Regions from separate parts of the Homo sapiens genome. Here region 1 is linked to region 2. The links are chromatin loops, found by intact Hi-C in ENCODE. Cell type or tissue: ascending aorta. All regions are shown on one strand. Links, peaks and the distances in the headings refer to the core of each region. The heading gives the core; the rest is flanking DNA. Region 1 holds the start of KLHL40 (kelch like family member 40). Region 2 overlaps CCDC13 (coiled-coil domain containing 13).

The links. Hi-C counts contacts between places; a loop is a spot of excess contacts. Peaks named below come from ENCODE experiments on the same cell type or tissue, not always from the same donor. Only the 100,000 strongest peaks of a DNase experiment are listed, where the experiment ranks them.
Region 1: a loop joins it to region 2, with 3 times the contacts of the local background. A loop is called at or near these places in 10 of 110 quality-filtered maps.

What each region holds. Positions count from the first base shown.
Region 1 is chr3:42,678,701-42,688,608 of GRCh38, forward strand. It overlaps KLHL40 (kelch like family member 40), which reads left to right and starts at 6,837. Exons shown (of 6, transcript NM_152393.4): 1 at 6,837-8,070; 2 at 9,442-9,602. The coding sequence starts at 6,919. It overlaps LOC124906232 (a long non-coding RNA gene), which reads right to left and starts at 5,101. Exons shown (of 3, transcript XR_007095893.1): 1 at 4,115-5,101. RefSeq lists enhancers at 4,493-4,994, 4,995-5,494, 5,317-5,611 and a silencer at 9,360-9,584. In ascending aorta, for the core only: no CTCF peak of the experiment used is centred there; a DNase peak (open chromatin) is centred at 5,441; H3K4me3 peaks cover 833 bases; H3K27ac peaks cover 3,176 bases.
Region 2 is chr3:42,739,539-42,749,581 of GRCh38, forward strand. CCDC13 (coiled-coil domain containing 13) reads right to left here. Exons shown (of 16, transcript NM_144719.4): 6 at 7,719-7,835; 7 at 6,385-6,489; 8 at 3,358-3,519; 9 at 96-272. It overlaps CCDC13-AS1 (CCDC13 antisense RNA 1), which reads left to right. Exons shown (of 4, transcript NR_046732.1): 2 at 1,437-1,549; 3 at 3,388-3,528; 4 at 5,405-5,620. Among named protein-coding and RNA genes, the nearest start is that of CCDC13-AS1, 12 kb to the left of the region's middle. RefSeq lists enhancers at 7,140-7,640, 7,641-8,141. In ascending aorta, for the core only: a CTCF peak has its summit at 4,914 (motif pointing left); DNase peaks (open chromatin) are centred at 393, 4,933 and 7,113; H3K27ac peaks cover 6,836 bases.

The DNA of each region.
Region 1 (9,908 bases), core at 1,909-9,908, 59 kb before region 2:
GTTCCCAGGTCAGGCTGCCCAGCTCTCTTGGCAGGGGAGGTGAGTTTCGGGCCCAGTGTGAAAGGAGAGTGCTTCCCCTGGTTGCTAATTGTTAGTGGGGCACCTGAGTAATCTCCCCTCTGGTGGTGCTGGGCTCATGTGGAGTTGTCAGAGGGACTCCTCTTCAAATTGTAAGAGGGCTGAGCCTGTTTTGGCTGCCTTCTGTTGATAGGCTGGGTGTCTGGAAACACCAGGCCTGGGTCATCTTCTTCCACTGAGTGGGGGCACATAAGATATCCTGCCACTGAGTTGTTCCTTTATTCTTAGGGTCCCAAACTAATGCATAATTCCCTTGCCAGCTTTCAGTGTTATCTTCTGATTGCCTCTTGCATTGTTTTCACAGTTCATAGTTGTACTTGACAGGAAGGAGCAGGGGGAAACAAGTTTACACCATTTTGTCCAGGCCAGAAGTCGTCTTTTCAAACATTTAAAAAAGTAGATCACTGTATTAGTCCGTTTTCACACTGCTGACAAAAACATACCTGAGACTGGGTAATTTAGAAAGGAAAGAGGTTTAATTGACTCACAGTTCCACATGGTTGGGGAGGGCTCACAATCATGGCAGAAGGCAAGGAGGAGCCAAGTCCTGTCTTACATGGATGGCAGCAGGCAGAGAGAGAACTTGTGCAGGGCAACTCCTCTTTATAAAACCATCAGCTCTTGTGAGACTTATTCATTATGAGAACAGCAAGGGAAAGACCCGCCCCCATGATTCAATTCCCTCCCACGACACGTGGGAATCGTGGGAGCCACAATTCAAGATGAAATTTGGGTGGGGACATGGCCAAACCATATCAATCGCCAAAGAGCTCATTGGAAACTCAGCATGTGTGAAGGGCCTTGTTAATTAGAGGGCTTCACTGTAGGATGATTTGACCAGGCTTACTGATATCTTTTTGTTTCCTCTTGGGCTGTCAGATCCCTCAATTTCAATTCTCTATTTGGAGGTCATAGCTGACCTGCCAGCTTTCTGGGAGCTGAGTGGGAATAGGGTTTTCCATTTAGAACATGGAGTTTCTTTTAATTACCCAGTGTTCACACTGCACCACTGCCTTCACCTCTGCTGAGTGTCTTAGTCAAGAGCCCTCTGGTTTACCTTCTTTGGAAATGAAACACCTGGCTTCTACCAGGTGGTGGTTGATTCTCCTGTATGTTTAAAGGTACCTGGTGTTGCCAATTCTGGACCTTCTCTGTGGATTCTGAGGTATAGAAGAGTTGCATCTGGGCTTCCCACTGCTGACTTAGAGTCAGGACTGCTACGCTGCTCATCACACATCACCTGCTTTCCAGAATCCGTGGTGGTATTGTTATGTCCCTGTAGAGTATGTTGTATACTATGTTCCTGAGAGTTTATGCTATATATTTTTTTCTCTTTACCATCTACTTTAATTGTAGTGAGCTTTCAAAAGGAAGCAAAATTAAAATGTGTATTTTATCTGCCACCATTAACTGGAAGGCTTGCCTCACTTCTCCTGCTACAAAATGAGATCTTCGATCAGAAGCAGGCTTGAATTTGGTTCCATGAAAATGAGTAAGGCGTGAAGTCTATGGATAGAGGGATTAGCAGAAATGTGGCAGGCAGAGAAGGCAAATCCAGATTCAGAATACATATCAGTAAAACTTTAGTAGAATGACCAATTTCAATTCTTAGGAAACCCACAATCCATTAGTCACTCCCAAGGATCTCTGTAGGTCAAACCATCTGATTACCACCCACTCCAGCCCTGCTGCTTATTACAGTAACCATGCCCATTTTGCCTTTGGTGCTTATGAGCCATTCCTTGGCCATTGTCAACCCTAAGATCCCATTATCCTCCCTGAAAGCAGGAAGGCCACTTCATAGGCAAAGGCTCCCACCCACACCCTTGACAGGCCAAAGTTGCCAGCATTTCTCACCAACAAGTTCCTCAGTGATGGGCAAAAGTGTCCTCTAAGCCCTCTCAGCAAACACAGGTGGGGATGGATGACATACCTAATAAATCCACTCCAACATTCTGGGCTGCCTGTTTTTGGATCCTTTTATGTAATGTAAGAGCATTTCCAGCATCTCAACTTCTTGCATCATAGGCCACCTTTAACCCAGAAGTCAGTGAAGAAGCAAGCAGGCCATTAGAAATTCTCTCGACTTCTCAAGCTCACCCTTGAGCACCTGTTGCTGGTATACTCCTGAAATGATTTTCAACATCACACAGCCCTCTTAGCAGTAGATCACAGAATCTTCACTGGCTAGTGTGGTATCAGACAGATTACAGAAACTTCAGGAATGCTCGAGTCAGGATTGCAGGATACATAGCCCAGACAATGGCCAAACCACAGCCAGTAGGGACAGATCCCTCAGCTTGTATGGTGGACAGTGGAAAGTAGACTCCAGAAGTTCCAACACTGCTGTCCATCAGCCCTTCGCCAAAATATGGATGCTGCAGGTTCCTGCTTCCTGTTCCAAACTGAAGTTTTGGGATGGGCGCATACAATGGGTTGAGCTCAGTGGCATGTCTGTGTTCCTGGGGAAGCTGGGAAAATAAATTCTGGTTTCTACCACAGGGAAGAAGGACTACTTATGTGGGAACTGTCCAAAACATAGGAAGACTATTTAGGAGATGCAGGAAGGCCACCAAGTGTGACAAATATCTGCCACCCAAATATCCTGAGTTCAAGCAATTCTCCTGTCTCAGCCTCCCGAGTAGCTGGGACTATAGGCACACGCCACCATACCCAGCTAATTTTTGTATTTTAGTAGGCACGGGGTTTCACCATATTGATCAGGCTGGTCTCGAACTCCTGACCTCAGGTGATCCACCCACTGCCCTGGCCTCCCAAAGTGTTAGGATTACAGGCGTGAGCCACTGCGCCCGGCCCCATTTTGTGTTTCTCTTAAATGACCCTGTGATATACTAAGATTCCTAATGAAGGCAGAAGCTATCAGTTAAAAATATGAGTAGACAACCTGGATGAAGCTTAAAATAATTATACTAAGTGAACGATGTCAGACAAAAAAAGTACATACTGTATGATTCCTCTTACATAAAACTTTAGGAAATGCAAATGAATTATAGTGACAGAAAGCAGATCAGTGATTGGGCTGGGGTGTGTGGGAAGAGATGGAGGAGAGATTTTAAAAGGGGATGAGGAATAGTTCGTGGGTGACAGATGTGCTCCCTGTCTTGATTGTGGTGGTGGTGGTTTCACGGATGTGTATACATATGTCAAAACTTATCCAATTGTACACTTTAAATATGTGCAGTTTATCACATGCCACTTATGCCTCATTAAAGTTATTTTCAAAATATTAGACTGCTTCCTATTTGCTGGCCATCTAAATTTCAATTTCTGTAAAATGGGAAAAATAATACCTACCTTATAATTTTGGTGTGAAGATTAAATGAGTAAAAATTAAAAGGATGAAATGAGATGACATCTTCCCTTGGATTCCACTAAAAGTCTTGGAGTCACCCTTTCTCCCCTCTTTTTCTACACCCACATGCAACCTCTGGGTTGATTAGAGTGGGTGGAGATAGAGATGAAACAGGGTTGGCCGTGACTTGAAGACTTGACAGTTACTGAAGTGGGGAGATGGGTACATGAGAGGTCAGAATATGATCCTCTCTACTTTTGTATGTATTTGTATTTTCCACAATAATAATTTAAAAATAAACAGTGAGGCTGGGCATGGTGGCTCACACTTGTAATCCCAACACTTTGGGAGGCCAAGGTGGGAGGATCATTTAAGGCCCGGAGTTTGAGACCAGGCTGGGCAAAATAGTGAGATTCCATCTCCACAAAAATTTTAAAAATTAGCTGGGTGTGGTGGTAGGTGCCTGTAGTCCCAGCCACTCAGGAGACTGAGGTAGAAGGATCATTTGAGCCCAGGAGATCCAGGCTGCAGTGAATTGTGATCACACCACTGCACTCCAGGCTGGGCAACAGAGCGAGACCCTGCCTCAAAAAAATAAAAATAAAAAATAAAACACAGTGTTTCCCGGTTTCAACTCAGAGGAAAACCCAAGTCCTGATGCTGGCCCACGGGGGTCAGCATGATCCCCTACCCTAACCTCTCCCCTTACCTCCTCCTACTCACCTCCTCGTTCACTGCTCCAGCCCTATTGGCCTCCGTGCTGTTTTGGGAACGTGCCAGGCACTCTCTTGCCTCAGGACCTTTGCTCCAGCTGTTCCCCCACTGGGAATCCTCCACGGTTTGACCCCTCTCAAATGTGATCCTCTCGGTGAGTCCATCCTGACTACTCCATTTAAAATCGTTACCACCTCCTCCTCCCACTTCCCATGCGCCTTCCGTTTCACTTGTCTCCACAGCCATAACCATCATCTGATGCCCCGTATAACTATTTATTTATTTCTGTCTCCCCTACCAACCTTGCCCCGACCTCCTGACGAATGTAAGCTCCATGAAGACCGGAATTCCTGCCTGATTTGCTCACTGCTGACTCTTCAGCATTTAAAGCAGTGCACAGGTTCTTGATGAATGAATGAGCCACATACACATGTTCTACTTGAATGCCTGGTAGGCAGTGAGCACTATGGGATCCATCATAATCTAAAAATATTTCATTAAGTCATTTGATAAATCTAAGTAAATTGTTCAGTCAGTATCTTCTGGCCTGGTCTTTGAAAATGAGACTACGATTGATGAACGTTTTTGTTAATTCACGAGAGGCAGCAAGGTAGGGAAGGGTTCCCACAGTCTTTGTAAGAGGGCAGATCTGCTTCAAATCCTGGCGCAGCCCATGTCCGCTGTGTGACTTGGCCAAGGTGCCTAGCCTCTCAAGCCTCGTCTCCTCACTGGCTGTGCTTGCTAGCAATGCCCTGCAGTCCAGGGCTGGGCTGGAAGCTCACCACCTGCCCTCCCTGAGTGAGCCCTTGCCTTTTCAGCAAGAGGGACAGGACCACCTCCAGAGCTTGCTCAGGTGCTGTGTCCCTCTGGGACCTGCTGGTGGGGTGAGCAAGTGATGATCAGATGCACCATTTAAAAGGGACAGAGGCCAGGCGCGGTGGCTCACGCCTGTAATCCCAGCACTTTGGGAGGCCGAGGCGGGCGGATCACCTGAGGTCGGAAGTTTAAGACCAGCCTGGCCAACATGGTGAAACCTCGTCTCTACTAAAAATCCAAAAAAAAAAAAAAAAAAAAAAAATTAGCCGGGAGTGGTGGTCAGCGCCTGTAATCCTAGCTACTAGGAAGGCTTAGGCAGGAGAATTGCTTGAACCCTGGAGGCGGAGGTTGCAGTGAGCTGAGATTGCGCCATTGCACTCCAGCCTGAGCAACAAGAGCGAAACTCCGTCTAAAAACAAAAGGGACAGAGAGTGATATTGCTGAGATCACAAAAGGGAGGTGACTCAGTCCTAGCCCAGCCTGCTGTCATCTCTCCTATACCCACCCCCTCCCCCACTCCCCCGCCTGACGTTATAAACAAGTGACTCAGAGGAATGATGGGGGTGTGTCTCATAATAGTTCATTCCAATGTCCTGGGGGCTAAATTTAACACACAGCTGCAGCCTCTGGCACTTTGGGAACAAGTTAATCTTGGTGACTGAGGCTGATGTGTGTGTGTGTGTGTGTGTGTGTGTGTCTGGTGGTGGGGCGGGGTGGGGAGGGTGTGGGGAGGGGTGTCAGTAGTCTAGAACAAGGTAGGCATCAAGACTGGCTGTCCTGGGCTTCAACCCTGGTCCCTCAGACCATAGACAAGGTGCAGGGGCCCCATGGCCAGGCAGTCTCAGGTCTGGCCTAATATGCACCAAGAATAGTGAGTATAGATAGCTAAAGTCCTGAAATATTAAACTTGTAGTGTTACTTTTTGAACACTAGAATTCAGAATGTCACTCCCTAGAATGTTAAAACCCCGGGGGTTTAAAAACCTAGAATAGTAGAATCCTAAGAAATTAATTTGCTAGCACATCTGACACCTTAGAAGTGTTAAAACTAATAGTGTACTCCCAGGACACAGTACCTTGGTGCTTCTAAACTTCCAGCAGAGTTGAACTGAGGTCCTTAGCATCTAACTTTGCCACCTCCTCATTGTGTAGGAAGGGAAACTGTGGCTTAACAGAGCGACATGCCCTGCCCCAGGCCTCATAGGAAAGTGGCAACCTTGTTTACCTAAGGTACCTTCTTGCTTTCTTGCAAGGAGGAGGGACAGAAAGAGGAAAAGCTCTTCCCATTTTAAAGGTGAGGCAACGGGGGTGGTGTCTTATGTCTGTAATCTCAGCTACGAGGGAGGCTGAGGCAGAAGAATGGCTTGATCCCAGGAGTTCAAGTCCAGGCTGGACAACATAGTGAGACCCTGCCTCTTAAAATAAAGGCAGGGCAACAGGGCCGCCAAAAAGTGAACACCATGTCCAACTTCTGACCAGAAAACCCAAGCACCCTGTATCCAGGGGTAGCTGGAGTGAGACATATTCCGGGGGGGAAGATGGAGGCACCAGGACAGAAGTTCCCAGAAAGCATGAAGGAAGGGAGACCCTGGAAGAGAGGCTCCAGTGCTTTCCCGTCTCTGGACTGAGGGTCAGAGCTTAGGCCACCTTCTCCCCTAGGGGCATCTCCTGACCAAAGAATCCAGAGTCAAGACCTCTCCGTGCTCCATTTAGAAATGAGGCAGCCAGGCCCTCATCTTTCAGAAGGGCCCAGACACCCCACCCCCGTCCCATAAGCCCCCGGGGCTGAGTCAAGTCTTTCTCTGGGAGGGGGCCTCTGCCCAGCTGTCCCCTGTGCGTCATGTGCAGGAGGCCAGGCGGCTCGCCTTACAGGGACCCGGCCACCTCTATATATAGCCCCTCGAAGACAGCTGCTCAGTCTAAGCAAACCCCAGCAGGAAAGCAGGGGTACAGAGAGGAGCCCCCTTGGCACCGCCACCGCACCCTAGGCCACCCACCATGGCGCTGGGCTTGGAGCAGGCGGAGGAGCAGCGGTTGTACCAGCAGACGCTCCTGCAAGACGGGCTCAAAGACATGCTGGACCATGGCAAGTTCCTCGACTGTGTGGTGCGGGCGGGCGAGCGCGAGTTCCCGTGCCATCGCCTGGTGCTGGCCGCCTGCAGCCCCTACTTCCGGGCGCGCTTTCTAGCCGAGCCGGAGCGCGCGGGCGAGCTGCACCTGGAGGAGGTGTCCCCGGACGTGGTGGCCCAGGTGCTGCACTACCTGTACACATCAGAGATCGCGCTGGATGAGGCGAGCGTGCAGGATTTGTTCGCCGCGGCACACCGCTTCCAGATCCCTTCCATCTTCACCATCTGCGTGTCCTTCCTGCAGAAGCGCCTGTGCCTCTCCAACTGCTTGGCCGTCTTCCGTCTCGGCCTCCTGCTCGACTGCGCGCGTCTCGCCGTGGCTGCCCGCGACTTCATCTGCGCTCACTTCACGCTGGTGGCGCGCGACGCTGACTTCCTCGGACTCTCGGCCGACGAGCTCATCGCCATCATCTCCAGCGACGGCCTTAACGTGGAGAAGGAGGAGGCAGTGTTCGAGGCGGTGATGCGGTGGGCGGGTAGCGGCGACGCCGAGGCGCAGGCTGAGCGCCAGCGCGCGCTGCCCACCGTCTTCGAGAGCGTGCGCTGCCGCTTGCTGCCGCGCGCCTTTCTGGAAAGCCGCGTGGAGCGCCACCCTCTCGTGCGTGCCCAGCCCGAGTTGCTGCGCAAGGTGCAGATGGTGAAGGATGCACACGAGGGCCGCATCACCACGCTGCGGAAGAAAAAGAAGGGGAAGGATGGAGCCGGGGCCAAGGAGGCTGATAAGGGCACAAGCAAAGCCAAAGCAGAGGAGGATGAGGAGGCCGAACGTATCCTTCCTGGGATCCTCAATGACACCCTGCGCTTCGGCATGTTCCTGCAGGATCTCATCTTCATGATCAGTGAGGAGGGCGCTGTGGCCTACGATCCAGCAGCCAACGAGTGCTACTGTGCTTCCCTCTCCAACCAGGTCCCCAAGAACCACGTCAGCCTGGTTACCAAGGAGAACCAGGTCTTCGTGGCTGGAGGCCTCTTCTACAACGAAGACAACAAAGAGGACCCCATGAGCGCATACTTCCTGCAGGTGCCTGACCAGCCTTGGGAGCCGCCAGCTAATGCTGGGCTCTAGGCACTGTGGACAGTCTTGGGGCCCAGAAGGGGCTTGTGTCTACACAAGTGAATGCCACTGGGTCTAGGGTGAGATGTAGACTGGGGAGGTTGACTGATAGCCACCTACTTGAAGGTTGAAGACAGTCAATAGGCAGCTGCCAAAAAGCAGCATAACTTTGGTATCTTAATTTCAGGGGTGTGGTAGCCCCAAGTTGGCATATGTTGGAGGCCCTGGCCCTGCACAGGGGTTGGGGTGGGGCACAGTAAGGAGCAGCAAGGTCGGTGTGAGGATCCTGGGCAGGGCCTCTGCGTGAAGGCCAGGCCCGGAGCTCACAGCAGTGTCCCAGACAAAGGAACAATCCTGTATGGTCCTCCCATTGTACAGATGAGGAAACTGAGGCCCAGGAGGTATCAGCAGAGTGGAGTGCCAGGTCTGAGTTGGGGTGTGACTGTGAGATCTCAAAGGGCAGAGACAGTTTCCTGGAGACTGGCCATATAAGTTTGAGCCTTGCCAGTGGGGTGGGATTTGGAGATGTGAAGGGGAAGATGGCAGTGTTTCCGGCCAAGGAACGGTAAGCAAGGGATAGAACTGGGGCTGAGCCTGGTGAGTGGTGTGCTCAGGGAGGCCTGATCAGCAAGAGGGGTGACAGGCGCTTGGTGCCAGGGTTAAGCTCACAGGCCTTACGGTTGCACTGGGGGATGAGGGCAGCTTCACCAGCTACTAGCTCAGCAGTGTGGGCACATTGTTTATTCTCTCTGGGCCTCTGTTTGTAACTGGGGATATTCTCCTTCCTGCATGATAAGGTTGTTGGAAGGTTAAATGATGCTTATAAAGTGCTCATCAGCAAGGTGCTCAGCCCTCAGAAAACTTTCCAAAAAGATGAACCCCTAGTATTAATATCTTAATTATAAAGCTGTGGAGGTGGACAAGGCTGTGGACTGTAGATTTTACAGGGCGAAAAGGCAGGGCCGTATTTGGAAGTTTCCTGAACAGTGGGATGGGGTGGAGAGGAGGGGGCAGGCAGGCCTCAGTTGGGAGTTGTTCAGCCTGGGAAAGCAAGGCCATAGCTGGACCTCCCTCACAGAGCTCCCCCTCATTTCTGTGCTGTGGTGCCCTACCGCCTGCTATAATGGTGGTTGCCAGGAGCCTGCCTGGGTGTGGGGGACGCTCATCTGCTCTCAGCCTGATGGTAGGAGGGGCACTGTTTCTCAGGGCACCTCCAGGCTGTATTGGCCCTACCTGGGTTCCCGACCTCCTCCGTGATCTGGGGCAGTGGGACTGAGTGGGGCTGGGCTGAGGCTGGGGGAGTGGGGGGCGGTAGCTGACTGGACACCTGGCCTGCAGTTTGACCATCTGGACTCAGAGTGGCTGGGGATGCCACCGCTGCCCTCGCCCCGCTGCCTCTTTGGCCTGGGAGAAGCTCTCAACTCCATCTACGTGGTCGGTGGCAGAGAGATCAAGGACGGCGAGCGCTGCCTGGACTCGGTCATGTGCTACGACAGGCTGTGAGCATGGCTGGGGTGGGGCTGAGCTCCGTGGGGGTGAGTGGGGCATGGAGGCCGCAGCTGGTCTAGGGCCTGGGGTGGGATTTGGAGCTAGAGCCTTGTGCTTAGAGTGAAGGTGGGCTTGGGTAAGGGCGGGGAGGTTGGGGGGCAGGGTGGGATCAAAGAACTGAGAGGCCTCGGAAGTTCCAGCAATGGATCTGACGCATCTCGAATATGTGTTAGGTGGATGGGCGGATGGGTGCAGAGACAGGGACTGAGCCGAGCCTGGATGGGTGCCCTCCCCCACCCCCACTCCCGTCTCCTCCA
Region 2 (10,043 bases), core at 46-8,045:
GAGGGGTGAGTGAGGGCTCACTCTGGCCATGGCTGGGGCCCATCCTTTGAGGAACCACCCCTGGCTCTCGCCCTGCCTGAGTGGTGGGGCCATACCATGAGGGCGTCGATGAGCTCGTCATCATGCCGGCCCTTCTCCACCAGGGTTCCCATCTGACTCTTGAGGGTCTTCATCTCACTTGACAGCAGCTTGTTCCGAGACCTCATGCCCTCGAACTTCTTTTTTAGCTCTTCAAGCTCTCTCTGGAGGACATCCCGTTCACTGGCAAGTTTCTGTAATTAGAAAGTGAGGGCATGGGCAGCAGGGCTGTGTGGGACCTTGGCCACATCTGCTCCCTGGCTCCTACTCAATGGCAAGGCCCGGGGCTGGGGGTGGGGGTGCTTGTTGAATGCCACAGAGCAAGTCACTAGAGCCAGGGCCCTGACTCCCAGCCCAGGCCTCTCAGGGATATCAGGTGGCCAGCAGCCTCCCACCCTTCCCCTAGCACATGACAGCACTAACCCATGACAGCACTCCTAACCTCAGCCTGAGACACAGACTTCCTAGCACATGAGAGGAAAGCCGCCAGCCAACTGCGTGTGTCCTCCAGAGAGCACAGCCAGTCCTACCCCTAAGCCCCTCCCCAAGCAGGGGAAAAGAGAAAAGCCATACTTTAGAAAAAGAGTGCTGGGCTAGGTTCCAACTGCAGCACCTTGCACCACCAGGAGCTAGAATGAGAAAGGAGGGTCTTTTCTCCCACTTCCTCCATGATTATTTGGCACAACCCCTGACAGCACCTTGCTTTGTCAGCTACCAACTGGAAACTCACATGCAGCACACATCTTCGGAGTCTCTCATTCAATCATCCCTTCATTCTCGAGGGTTTCCTGAGGGCCTACTATGGGTTTCCTGAGGTTTCCTACTATGGTTTCCTGAGGGCCTACTATGGGCTTAGTATTGTTATAGATGCTGGGGGACAGCAAAAAGCAAAACAGTCCTTGTCCTCAAGGAGCTGATAATCCTAATGGAGGAGACAGATAATGTCAAATAGTGACAAATGCTAATTTGAAAGTAGGAAACAGGAATAGCGAGAAGGATATGGTCAGGTAAGGCCTTTCTGAAAAGGTGGCATCTGAGCAGAGACTGAAGGAGATGAAGGGAAGAGCAAAGGCCCTGGGGTAGAAGGTGTGTGGCTGGAGCACAGTGAGTGAAGGGGCAGAGGTTAGATTAGGCAAACCCATAAAGACAAGATGGAGACATTGGGGAGGAGCTTGGGCAGTGGGTGACATCACCTGCTTGATCCTGAGGGTGAATTGTTGCTGGAAAAGTATTTTCATATCCTTGATGAAGTGAATTATAGAAATGCAAAACAAGTAAAACATGAATCTATAGGACACAAGCCCTTTGCAGGGAGGCAGCCATTACTCACCTGTTGCTCTCCTGCCTACACACTCCAGGCTCTTATGGGTGCCTGCCAGAGGGAATGCATGCAGGAAGCTGTTTCCTTCCACCCGCTATTGCAGCTTATGGTCAGCCCAACTGTTCAACATAATCTGTTCTGCACTAACATGTAAGTTCAAGCTAGGTGCATTTCAAACCCAGCATTTCCAAATCTCAACTCCCTTTCTCTTCTTGAACCCACCCTGTCTCCCTTACCCACCCACTATACTCCCTAGAAGTCCTTTATAACTCTTCCTCCTCATCTCTCTTCCAAGTCCAATCAGTCCTTGAGCCCTAGAAAGTCTGTCCTCACTGTCCCAGGTGTCTGGCCCTTCCATGACAGTCCACTATCTTGGCAAAGATCTTTGGTCATGTCTCCAGGATTACTATTCTGCCTTCCATTCCTCTTCCAACCCATTCCTCCTCTTGCTCCAACCATGTGACCTTTCCAAAATGCACAGCTGACCACCTCCCTCCACAAATTAAAACCCTGTCGTGGGCTCGGCGAATGGCTCACACCTGTAATCCCAGCACTTTGTGAGGCCGAGGCAGGTGGATCACCTGACGTTAGGAATTTGAGACCAGCCTGACCAACACAGTGAAACCCTGTCTCTACTAAATATATAAAAATTAGCCGGGCATGGTGGCAGGTGCCTGTAATCCCAGCTACTTGGGAGGCTGAGGCAGGAGAATCACTTGAACCCCGGAGGCGGAGGTTGCAGTAAGCCAAGATCACACCATTGCACTCCAGCCTGGGCAACAGAGCGAGACTCTATCTAAAAAAAAACAAAAACCGTTTGGTGGTTCTCCACAGCCTTCAAGATACAGGCCAAAAGTCCTGGCTGGCATACAAAGCCCAGCAGGCCCTGTCCACTTCTGTGGTCTCACTGTTTCCCTCCTCACAGCTGATGGTCTACAGCGCTGGGAGGTGCAATGTGGTCATGGTTACAGCATTCCTAACACAGGGCCTAACCCAGCGTTGGTGCTCACAGGCAAAAGTCTCCAGATGAAAAGGCAAGTCCTCACTGTTAGGTAGCTCACTGCCAGGGCCACTACGTGGGCCTGTTGTATGGCCTGCCTGCACCTCTTCATGCTGCTTCTGTTACCTTCTTTAAAGTGGCCCCTACTCCCTACTCTCATTGCAAGTTTGGGGAGGCTAACTCATCCCCTCAAACCTTGGGGCAGGTGTCTGAAGCTTGACCAATCAAAACACCCTGTACTCTTGGCTACAGTGATGGGCTCAAGGATGGTCACATAACCCAGGCTAGACCAAAGACACTCAATTCTGGGACTTTGTTGGAACTATTGGGAAAGAGAAACCCTTTGTCTGTAGAGGCTGCATTGGAGGAGAGAAGCTGGGACTACCCAGGGTCCTTGTGGAAGAGAGTGAAGCCAACCCAGGAGAAGGTGCTGAGAGCAAGGCCCCGATCTGCACCTGAAGCTAGGCCACCTCTGGATTGTTCGTTTACATGGGCCAATGACTTCCCTTTGTTGCTTAAACCTGGTAGAGTTAGAGTTCTGACACTCCCAACGCAGCCAGTGAGATGCGGCCCCTGGTGTTGAGTCCAGCCTGCCTACCTCTTTCATCAGCCTGGAACTTTCCCCCTTTAAGCCCCATCTAACCCTATCATACTTCTGGGGCCATGACCCTCCCCCTCTCCCTTTTACAATGAGAATTTCAGGTATAGCACCTCCAAAACAGCCAGGATGGGGCCACGAAAAGTTCATTAAATGGGCTCACAGTGAGGTCCCAGTCAGGCAGCTCAAGTTGGTTTGACAGGACATGAGGAACATGCAGAGGTGACCCAGGTCCCCAGGTGTCTCCTGCCTAGAAGGGGTGGCTCAGACTTCTGACCACATGTGCCTCAGAGCCCTTGCAGGCACCATCATGATCTCTCGTTCCCACATGCCCAGCTGACCTCCTCAGGCACGCGTTACCTCCAAGCCTTCCTGTTTTTCCCTTTCCAGGCTGCGGATCCTCAGCAGGTTTTTCTCCTGTGCCGACAGCTTCCTTGGGTCTGGATAGACAGACAACTCATCACTGGCTGTTCCCGCAGACTGGCTCCGGGCCTGGCCCAATTGCTTCTCAAGCTCTTGAACCTGAGGATGGTAAAACTCGTCGTTCCACAATGGGTCTTCTGCCAGCCTCTTCTACTCAGAAGTGTGATAGGAGACCCCACAGACTGAAGATGGAACCACCTCTCTAGATGGCTGTGGTAGCCCCATCTGAGGAGGACTAGGGGTGGGGGACAATCTGAGCTGGCATCTTGAGCAACACATTGGAAGACACCAGGAAAGTTCAGCTTAGAAAAATGGTGAATGAGAAAAATCACCCTATCTCTGAGGGGCTGTTTGAGGCTGGAAAGCAGACCTATGGCCCCAGGAACCAGGGATGGATAGGATGGCAGGTCTCAGTTCAAGAAAGAATATTTATTTATTTATTTATTTATTTATTTATTTATTTATTTATTTATTTTAGAGACAGGGTCTTGCTCTGTTGCCCCGACTGGAGTGCAGTGGTGCAATCATGGCTCACTGTAACCTCTGCCTCCCGGGCTCAAGCAATCCTCCCAGCTCAGCCTCCTAAGCAGCTGGGACCACAGGCACAGGCAACTGTGCCTGGATAATTTTATATATATATATACACACACACATATATATATACACATATACACACACACACATAAATATATAAATATAAATATATATATATATAAAATTTGGTAGAGACGGGGTTTCACCATGTTGCCCAGGCTGGTCTTGAACTTGAACTCCTGGGCTCGAGAGATCTGCCCACCTCAGCCTCCCAAAGTGCTGGGCAAGGAGGAACTTTCTAACAGACAGACCACCTAAGACTGGGTGGGCTTCTCGGAAGATGGCAGTCACTTACAGGAGATACTGAAGAGGGGAAGGCAGGGTTTGGAAACAGACTGCCTCAAAGCCTCACAGATTGTGTGACTGCGCACAGGTAACTCTCTGAATCTCAGTTCCCTCATCTGTAAGATGGGCCTAAGAGTAACACTGCCCTGCGTAACACTGTTATGAGGATTCAGTATTGTGAAGTTGTCTGAGCCTGGGAATCCTCTGAGGTTCTTCTTGGACTGAAATCTTGGTGCTTACTCCAGATCAACAAACTACAGTTCTAGCGGAAGGGACATGGAATCTGCATTTTAAATGCTACAGGTTATTTTTAGGATTAGGTAACTTTGCAAAATCCCAAGATGGTCTAGGTGAAGCTGTCAACACAGCCTGGCACATGTGGGCCTTCAGCAAGTGGCAGGTAGATGTCATCCCACAGAACAATGCCCTTATCACCCTTATAACGCTAGGGTAGAAGCAGACAACTCCTAGGGTCCTTCTGACCCTGGTTTCCCTATCAACACAACCAAATGACAAAACAATGTTGGTAAACTTGAGCCAGGAAAGGAAGCACAATTCGCTAGGCTCCCTGGCAAAGGGCAGGAGCACAGCTTTGAAGGCACCCACCAGTGCCCTCGTGTGGCGCTGTGAGGCAATTCCATTTAATCATTAAAGAATACTGTTACCTTTAAGAATTTGACATACAGGGCCGGGCGTGGTGGCTCATGCCTGTAATCCCAGCACTTTGGCAAGCCGAGGTGGGCGGATCACGAGGTCAGGAGATCGAGACCATCCTGGCTAACACAGTGAAACCTCGTCTCTACTAAAAATACAAAAAATTAGCCGGGCGTGGTGGCGGGCAAATGTAGTCTCAGCTACTCAGGAGGCTGAGGCAGGAGAATGGCGTGAACCCGGGAGGCGGAGCTTGCAGTGAGCCGAGATCGCACCACTGCACTCCAGCCTGGGTGATAGAGCGAGACTCCGTCTCAAAAAAAAAAAAAAAAAAAAAAAAAGAATTTGACATGTAACTTAATGACAATAAGAAGTAAGTTGTTTTGTGCTTATTATGGTCAGGCACTGTCCTAGGTGCTTTACAAATGTTATTTTATGTTACCCCATTTCACAGGTGTGAAGATGAAGACATAGGAAGATGAAGGGGTTTGCCCAAGGTCAGAGTTGGCAGACCGGTGGCCAAACGTAAACTCAGGTCTCTTGAACCCCAAGGCCATGCACTATCATCTATTAGCTTCTTGGAGTTTTTCCCCCTTTATATTGGCTTCAAGGATCCCATGGGAGACACTGAAGATAAAAGCCACTGTGACCCTCGAAGTCCCTGGGAACAAGGGTGATATGCTTGGCAAATGGTGGAAGTCATACACCTTCTCACATGTTTCTCAGTTTGAAGGGACAAAGGGAAAAGAACCACACCTAACTTTTATACAGTGCTTCCTCCATGCCAGGCCCTGTGCTGAGCATTTTACAAGTATTGACTCAATTCTCCCAACAATCCTGTGGGGTAGGCATCGTTATTATCCCCATTATACAGATGAGGAAACTGAGGCACAGAGCTAAAGGAACTTGCTTAAGGTCACACAGCTGGTGAGTGGAGAGCTGGGATTTGAATCTGAGCAGTGTGGCTCCAGAGCCCCTGCTGTTAGCTGCTTTTGGTATGCTCCAAAATATTCAGACAATAAAGAGGGAGACAAGGCTAAATTTTTATTGGGTAATTAAACTTTCAAAAGACTACAAGCATCTGGACAAAACTGGAAAAAGCTTACAATTACAACAGTCACGCAAATCTACATAAACTAAGAAAAAAAAAAGATGCCTGGAGTAAAATAAATCAAACCAAAGGCGTTGGCATTTGTTAAGCTCCAGTGCCTGGCATGTGCTAAGTGTTATATAAGAGCTTGTTCATTAAATAACAAATTAAAATCAGGCTGGTTGGCGAGAAGGTAAAACAACAACCCCGCACGAGTGCACTGTGAGACCTAAAGGCCTTTTTTGGGTACTGTGTGCTTAGGTCTCTAAGGGGGTCAGGGCAGCTCTTTCTGGGGTGTTTTAAATCCTTTGTTCAGGCCAGGAGAAGTCTGATGACTCACTCACCTTGCTCTGCAAAACAAGAATTTGTTGAGCCCGACCCCTCCAGGTCCCTGGCGAAGATAGGAGCTGCTGAACGTTGATGTCTTCCCCAACCTCTCTGGCCAAAACCTGAAATAAGGCAGGGCCTTCAATGTGGCCAAAAGAGAGGGCTCCACCAGACCCTGATGCTGCTACGTATTTAGAAGCATATTCAGAAGCAGTCTTCACCTACACGATCTTCTTCCCATCTCAGAGCATAGCCCTCAAAGGTCAGTTTTCCATGTCCCAAGGGCAGCTCTCCCTGGGAAAGTAGTAAACCCATCATCCCTGGCATTTCTTGGCAATGCTTAGAGCAGCCAAGAAACTGCCAGCAATGCCCAGATAGGGCCCCTTGCTCTTGACATATTCTGGGATGACTGAACCACAAAGCTGACCAACTCCTGCTTCCTTAACCCACTCACCTGTCACCTAGTGCTGAGCTAATTCTGGCTATAGGAAGTACATCACCACAGGACCCTAGCCTTTGTGAAAACCCACGGACAAGTGGACCTCTGAGTGCAGCAAAAGGTGGGCTACTGAATGTCAGTTGGGGTGCTGTGGTCCAAGAAGGACCCAGCTTTGCGGTTGTTGAAGTGCAGCACTCAGGCCCAACCTCAAGGCTTTGAGGCAGAAACAATACGCTCCAGCTTGTGACCTGGGCCCCTCTGAAGCCTGTCACAGAAACCCGATCCAGCGTACCAAGTCTCTGGCACTTGTTTCCACAATAGAACACTGTTTTGGAAATCTTGGCCAGTCTGAGTGGTTCCAGCAGGGAAGACAAATGCCAGAGAATTCGCTATGTAAATAAAAATAAATAACGAACCAGCTGGGCCTGTGTCCCAAGTCTGAGCATTTTCCTTTGAAAGGGTCCTTTAATACACAAGTAACCTATTCATTTTCTGTTACAGATAGCAGAGAAGAAGGCAGGTGTTGGCAGGCTTTCAAGTTAAGTAAGGGTGACATTAAGGGGAGACCCAGGATCTACTGGGGCACAAGTAGTGCAGGGAAGGCTTAATGGACTCTCCCTGGGTGGACAGTGCTGTCCTCCTCAGTCTAGAGCTGGGCAGGCACCACAAGGGCAGGTATGCTGCGGGGGTGGGGGTGGCAGGCTCAGGTAGCCAGCGACTCTGCCCACCAAATGGTTATGGACCAAGGGCTGGTGGGAGGAAGGACTGGAACTGGAGCCTGACCCAGAGCAAGCAGTGTGCTCAAGGGACTGAGCACTCATGGCTCCAGAAAGGAATCCACTGTGCCAGCCGTGCTCTTCCCAAGTCCAGCCCCAGCCACACAAGAAGCCCCAAGCCCTGGCTCTGAAAGACCTTCTGTGCCATCCGCAGCTCCTGCTTCACAGACTGGATCTGGTTTCGGAGGTCACTCATCTTCAAGTTGGTGGCCACCAGCCTGTCCTGCAGGGCCTTCACCTCTGGGGTCTCCAGCTGGTTGGGAAGGACAGGAGAGAAAGTAGTCATTTATTGCCTACATGGGAATAGTAATCATAGCCCCCATTTATCCAAGTCTGTGCCAGGCACTGTGCTAAGTGTTTGACATGGAAGAACTCATTTAATCCTCATAAACCCCTGTGAGGTAGGTTCTCTTGTAAGCCCCTTATAGATGCAAAATGGAGGGTGGTGGAAGGTAAGTCCTCTACTTGAGCTACCTGGTTAATAAAGGTGGAACCTGGATTTGAATCCTGGCAGCTTAACTTTGGGACTGAGCTTTTTGCAGAGTGTTGCACACACACATGTGGGTGTATGCCTTACCCTAGAGGTGAAGCATCTGGAGGAAGCGGCAGGCTCCACGCCTCCCAGACACTTCCTGGGTGTGGACCCACTGCTGTGCTCAGAGACTGGCATCACAGCTAATCCATCTTCACTCAGAATAAAGAGGAAACCACGTTATTCCCCGAAGGCAAGCCCAGCGTGGCAGGAGAGCCATGGCATCCTAATTCAGGATCTGCCTCTCCCAGAATCGTCAGCTTGGGCCTTGGTCTTTTGACAGCTGAGGGGCCTTGGGCTCTCTTTCCTAGCAGTGACCACTGAATAGAAATAAGGACCCATTTTAATTTCCAAATGCTCATCTCTGTGGCTTGAAGAACTACAGCAACCATGAAAACTGCCTGCTGAAACTCTTAGCAATGTCTTTTTTTTTTTTAACCCAATGTTTTATTTAAACTATCTGGATGGAAATTTTTCTTAAATGGGCTGACTACTTCTCTGTCTTCAATAGACACTCCTGTGACTCATAGATATTTGACAAAGGGACCTTCAAGGTCAGCCCATTTAAACCCCTTCCATAATGATGAAAATAAGGCCCAGAGAGGGGAGGTAATTTGCCTTCAGGCATACAGCTGGTTGGGGTGACACAGGTGGGATGAGAAAGAATACTTGTCCTTCCCCTGCCCTGGCTGACTCTTCCAATTTAAGCTGCTGTTAATGCTGGGCATTGTGGCCACAGGAACGTTGGTTGTCAGGCTGAGCATCCCATCAGGCAATGACGCTGAGGCCCTCTGCTGCTGCCCCAACAGGGCAAAGCAGCTGAACTTCAGGAAGCAGGGCTGGTACTACAGTGGCTTTCTGACCTTTCTCTAGCAGGCACAAACAAAATCTCCTCTGAATGCTAGTGTGAAAGACAGATCCAAGTATACTGGGTCCGGGAAGTTCCATGGACCCCAGAGGCTCTGGGCAGCCCAGCTGAAAACCACTGGCCAAAGAAACTAGACATGAACACCTGGTCCAGAAACTCTGGCCTCATCCAGTGTCCTCATCTATGGAATGAGTATACAAATACTTTCCTGCTCCGCTTCCTCAGAGCACCACCATCAGGCTAAAGAGAACAGCCAACGTGAACAGAATGTGCCAACTCGGAACTTATATGAAACATAATCTCAGCTCACTGCAACCTCCGCCCCCCCGGGTTGAAGCGATTCTCCTGCCTCAGCCTCCCGAGTAGCTGGGATTACAGGTGCCCACCACCATGCCTGGCTAATTTTTGTATATTTTTTAGTAGAGATGGGGTTTCACCATGTTAGCCAGGCTGGTCTTGAACTCCAGACCTCAGGTGATCCACCTGCCTTGGCCTCCCAAAGTGCTGGGATTACAGATGTGAGCCACCGTGCCCGGCCATCCTTTTTTTTAAAGTATATTTTCTTCTGTGTTCTTCCTCCTGTCTGGCCGCCTGCCATCCCTGCATACTCTGTTGGGTGCCTGCCTCTTCTCCTGTTGAATGTGTGGCTTTGAATCTGCCCTGGGTTGGGAAGCAACACCCCTCCACCCCCTGCCACGCCCCGCCCTGCCTGTCAGATCTCTAGCGCCATGAGCCCCAGTGGCCCTGACAGTGGGGGTGCTGAGAGCTGTGGGAGTACATGTGCTTCCATATGGCTGCAGTGACCCTGCAGCATCTCTTTGATCTGCTCAGAGCATGGAAAAAGCATACAGATTGGATCTGGCTCTAGAACCTGGGCAGTGATGCCCTGTCCAAGCCTCATTTTCTCATCTGTAAAATGGGGATATGTAATGCCAATCTCCAGGGAACCTGAGAGGGTTGCTAGGACAACGCATGTCAAGGGTGCTGTCTGGGGCAGGTCCTGATGGAGGGCAATGCTGGCAGGCCTAGCCTGGCTTGAGTGGGCAGCTGACAAGTGGGCT